Linked DNA regions of Homo sapiens: region 2 is linked to region 1. Evidence: read pairs that join two places in POLR2A ChIA-PET (ENCODE). Cell type or tissue: IMR-90. All regions are shown on one strand. Region 1 overlaps NR2C1 (nuclear receptor subfamily 2 group C member 1). Region 2 overlaps NDUFA12 (NADH:ubiquinone oxidoreductase subunit A12).

Region 1 (2,500 bases):
ATTAGCCGGGCGTGGTGGCGGGCGCCTGTAATCCCAGCTACTTGGGAGGCTGAGGCAGGAGAATGGCGTGAACCCAGGAGGCGGAGGCTGCAGTGAGCCGAGATCGGGACACTGCACTCCAGACGGGGTAACAGAGCAAGACTCCGTCTCAAAAAAAAAAAAAAAAAAAAAAATCAGATCCCAGCTAGGTAGGGAGGCTCATGCACATAACCCCAGCAATCTGGAAGGCTGAGGTGGGAGGGTCACTTGAGCCCAGGAGTTCGAGACCAGCTGGGTAACACAATGAAACTCGGTCTCTACAAAAATAGGAAAAATTAGCCAGGCACAGTGTCACGTGCCTGCAGCCCTAGCTTCTTGGGAGGCTGAGGTGAGAGGATCCCTGGAGCCTGAGAGGACGAGGCTGCAGCAAGCCATTACTGTGCCACCACCGTACCCCCAGCTTGGGTGACAAGAGGGGACCCTGTTTAAAAAACAAACATGGTTGAGAGAAACCCTGATCATAGGCTTCCTAAAATCTGTTTTCAGATATGAGTTTTCAGGAGAAATTTTTGCTTCTTGTTCTCCCAAAGGGCTTCTGACAAGTACAGAAACTCTTCATGTTCAATTTAAATAAACAAACTGTTTTTCCTTTAGACCCTTGGTCTAACATAGAGCTGCTCCAATCTCTAAGAGAACTGGATGACTTGGATACATAAAAGGAGAGCTCTTGCAGTCCTATTCCTACTCTTGACTCAAGTAAATATTTTGATGGAGGTGAGCTAAGAATTTCCTTTTACCTGAAATATTTTAAGTATTTTGGCACTAAAAAATAAAAAAAGTATTTTGGCACTAACAAATCTGTAAGGGAGCATAAAAGAAATATTAAGAATTGTACGGCTGGGCGTGCTGGCTCACGCCTGTAATCCCAGCACTTTGGGAGGCCAAGGCGGGTGGATCACGAGGTCAGGCGATCGAGACCATCCTGGCTAACAAGGTGAAACCCCGTCTCTACTAAAAATACAAAAAAATTAGCTGGGTGTGGTGGCAGGTGCCTGTAGTCCCAGCTATTCAGGAGGCTGAGGCAGGAGAATGGCGGGAACCCGGGAAGCGGAGCTTGCAGTGAGCCGAGACTGTGCCACTGCACTCTAGCCTCGGCAACAGAGTGAGACTCCATCTCAAAAAAAAAAAAAAAAAGACTTTTACACCTATAATAAATGTCTTACTGAGGACTCGTATTTCAAGATGAGGGAAGAGTACGTGTTTGTTGCTTTCATGTTGAAGGGATAATCATCCTAGTGAAATTATGAACATTTCTGATTTTTTTTTTTTTTTTTTTTTTTGAGACAGAGTTTCGCTCTTGTTGCCCAGGCGGGAGTGCAATGGCACTATCTCGGCTCACTGCAACCTCCACCTACCGGGTTCAAGCGATTCTCCTGCCTCAGCCTCCCGAGTAGCTGGGATTACAGGCATGCGCCACCACGCCCAGTTAATTTTTCCATTTTTACTGGAGACGGGGTTTCTCCATGTTGGTCAGGCTGGTCTTGAACTTCTGACCTCAAGCGATCCATGTGCCTCGGCCTCCCAAAGTGCTGGGATTACAGATGTGAGCCACTGTGCCCAGCCGAACATTTCTAATTTATATTAAAAAAAAAAAGGCAACTTGTAATATGGAATATTTAAGAACAAAGCAATTTACCAAAGCAAAGGAAGTGATTAGAAAACATTTTAAAATGCTTAAAATTATCTAAGCTTTAAATTGTACTAAACACACCTTATCTGATGTCATCAGCACAGCTGACTCAGTTTTTACTCCAGATGGATGAATATTCATGAACATTCCTGAATCTAACAGTCCTGTTGACCTGTAACAAATCAGCACAAATTTTGGCCTGAGTTTCATTGGGAAGAAAAACAAAATGACCAGCTACTCAGTGTCTGTTTTACTTTACCTTGTACTTTCACTATCTGTTACAAAAGTTGGAGTTGCAGTTAATGGGCTACGAAGGTCCTTTCGGATATAGATTTTTTCTGTTGAAGCGGCACAGTTGGAAGATTTTTCTCGTGATACTTCAATGGGTTTTCTTTCACATTGGACAGCTACAAAAATGTGTTAAACTATTATATCACAATATAGGATTTACAGACAATTAGAAATGTAAGCTGTAGGTAAGCTTAATGCTGCTAATAGGAGACATGGCTACCATACTAAACTCCAAAGATAACCATCAATCTTTAGAAATTATGTGCAAGTTCAACAAAGTTGCTTTAGATTAGTAAAACAAACCAATTTGCATCTCTCATTCTTTTTGCCAAACACAAACTACAAATACGTGCTTTTTACACAGGTATTCAATAAATATTAGTTGAATAAATAAAAAAGTACATACGTAGGTCTGTATTCTTATATTTTTAGTTGGAAAACTGTAAACTAAAAAGTATACATATTTGACATATTTTGTTAATTTCAATACTCTTGTAGTTTGCTGGAATCTTTAAAAAGTATTTTCTCCTTAAAAGCTAA
Region 2 (2,500 bases), 73 kb before region 1:
AAGGCATAGCTTCAGGATTCCCTTTCCCACAGGGTCATGCCAGTTCTAAGAGCAGCAGCACTCACCAGGCATTTCTAATTCCTCTCAATCCAGAGGCAATTTCCCAATCAGAGGTCGATTTTATATTGCAATACTGTTAAAACAATTTTATCTGGTTTCCAGGATAACAGAGCTAGGCATTTAACTGAAGGTCATATTCTCCTAACCCTTAATTTATAAAGTTAAGTTGAATACTACACTAGATAAAATCAAACCAAAATCCTATCTCCAGCATCAATCTCTAGCCTAACCAACAGGCTAGTTTTCAACTGTCTACTCACCTTCTCACGTGGTCGTCTATCAAGCTTCTCATACTTAACGTAGACTACCTCTTCTAAACCTGCTCCCCCTACTCCACTCTTCCCTATCTCAGTAACTGTACCTCTAGTAGTTCAGGCCAAAAATATTGAAGTCATCCTTGACTGGTTTTTCTCTCAAAAGCCAATCAATCAGCAACTCCTGCTGACCCCATCTTACTTGGCACCCTCTAAGAGGGCCTCCAACGATCACTGCCTCCTGGTATTCACACCCTTGTATAATACCCTCATTTTAAGTGTGGCTGGACTGATTGACTTGCTTCTAATAAATAGACAACTGAAGTATGGGATATCACTTCCTAGATGAGGTTTAAAAAGACTGTTCCTTCCACCTTGGTCTGGGGAAGCCAGACGCCATGTCAAGAGGTGGCCTGTGCAGAGGTCTACTGAATGAGCTGGGAAGCAAATCTTCTGAGGTCTGTCTACAGCCACATGAGTAAGTGTGGCAGTGGGTCCTTCCCAAGTCAAACCTTGAGAGCACAGCAGCCTCAGAGAAGATCTCAGCTGTAACCTTGTGAGACCCTGAGCCTGGGGCACCCAGCTAAGCTACACTCAAATTGCTGTGAGATAACATTTACTGTCTTAAGCTAAGTTTAGGATAACTTGTTCCACAGTATAGACAACTAATACGATCCCAAATCTCACAACCTGCATCACTAGCACCCTAGTCCAACCCCATCAACAGCCTAGGCCATGACTTACAACAGCTTCTTAAGTGAGTAGCCTGCTTCCACACTTGCCTTGCCTCCTTCCTTTATTCTTCACAGCAACCACAGAGATGCTTTAAAAATGTAAATCAGAGTGCAAAAGTCATTAAGTGGGCCCGAGGAATGTAGCACTTGGTATGTGAGGGAGGGTGTTGCGGTAGCCCAGCAAGATGTGTCAGAGCCTTTGTGGGGAGAAGAGCCTGTCCACACAAGGAGAAGGGAGGGTGGCAAGCTGGTTTGGGGTGCTGGAGGCAAAATAGGGTAAGGAGGAAGTCCAGTGGGGGAGGGGGGATGAGAGGGCAGCAATGGGAACTTAGTTACACACAGTGGAATTGATCAAATAACTATATTAAGAAGAAACCAGCTATAAATGTGGAAAGGGAGAAAACTGGAGTGTAAACTGTAGTGCTGGACTGCCGTCAGTGGTACTGGTGGGGACACACAATCATTACCCATGTTTCCTAGCTTGTCCACTGAGAAGGCCTGGAAGCACTGACATTCCAATAATGATGAGCACATCTGACATTCATATCTTAGTTTCTAATACCACTCTCCACTAAAAAACAAGCAAACGGCCGGGTGTGGTGGCTCATGCCTGTAATCCCAGCACTTTGGGAGGCCAAGGTGGGTGAATCACCTGAGGTTGGGAGTTCAAGACCAGCTGACGCAGGAGAATCGCTTGAACCCAGAGGCGGAGGTTGCGGTTGAGCTGAGATTGCGCCATTGCACTCCAGCCTGGGCAGTAAGAGTGAAACTCCGTCTCCAAAGAAACAAAAAAGCAACAAAAAAAAGCAAACAAACACAGGGCTCCTCAGAGAAATGGCTGTCTCCAAGGCTGGAACAGAGAAACTCTAAGATGAACCTGGAACACCTCATGTCAGAAAGTAAGAAGGTGCTCCAAGAATGATGAAGACTTTTCAAAATGACCCCCTCTAATGCTAATAGCCAAAAAAAAAAAACAACAAAAAACCCATATATATATAATATATATATATGGAATTAAAAAAACTCACCATCCTGGCCAACATGGTGAAACCCCATCTCTATTAAAAATACAAAAATTAGCTGGGCGTGGCAGCGCACGCCTGTAATCCCAGCTACTCGGGCGGCTGAGGCAGGAGAATTGCTTGAACCTGGGAAGCAGAGGTTGCAGTGAGTCAAGATCGCACCACTGCACTCCAGCCTGGCAACAGAGCGAGACTCTATCTCAAAAATTAAAATTAACATAACATAACATAAAATAAGATAAAATAAAATAAAATAAAAGCAAAGTGGCTGGGCATGATGGCTCATGCCTGTAATCCCAGCATTTTGATAGGCCAAGGTGGGAGGATTATTTGAGGCCAGGAGTTACAGACCTGCCTGGGTAACATAGGGAGACTGTGTTTTTATAAAAAAAATTTTTAAATTAGTCGGGCATGGTGGCACATGGCTGCA

What was found. ChIA-PET counts read pairs that join two places held together with the same protein. Peaks named below come from ENCODE experiments on the same cell type or tissue, not always from the same donor. Only the 100,000 strongest peaks of a DNase experiment are listed, where the experiment ranks them.
Region 2: POLR2A ChIA-PET joins it to region 1 with 11 read pairs; 6 of 35 experiments call an interaction of 5 or more read pairs at or near these places.

Annotation. Positions count from the first base shown.
Region 1 is chr12:95,055,803-95,058,302 of GRCh38, forward strand. It overlaps NR2C1 (nuclear receptor subfamily 2 group C member 1), which reads right to left. Exons shown (of 14, transcript NM_003297.4): 6 at 1,929-2,076; 7 at 1,751-1,841. Among named protein-coding and RNA genes, the nearest start is that of NR2C1, 17 kb to the right of the region's middle. RefSeq lists an enhancer at 1-563. In IMR-90, no CTCF peak of the experiment used is centred here; no DNase peak of the experiment used is centred here.
Region 2 is chr12:94,982,705-94,985,204 of GRCh38, forward strand. The region is part of intron 3 of NDUFA12 (NADH:ubiquinone oxidoreductase subunit A12); the gene reads right to left. Among named protein-coding and RNA genes, the nearest start is that of NDUFA12, 20 kb to the right of the region's middle. In IMR-90, no CTCF peak of the experiment used is centred here; DNase peaks (open chromatin) are centred at 1,217 and 1,617; H3K27ac peaks cover 1,323 bases.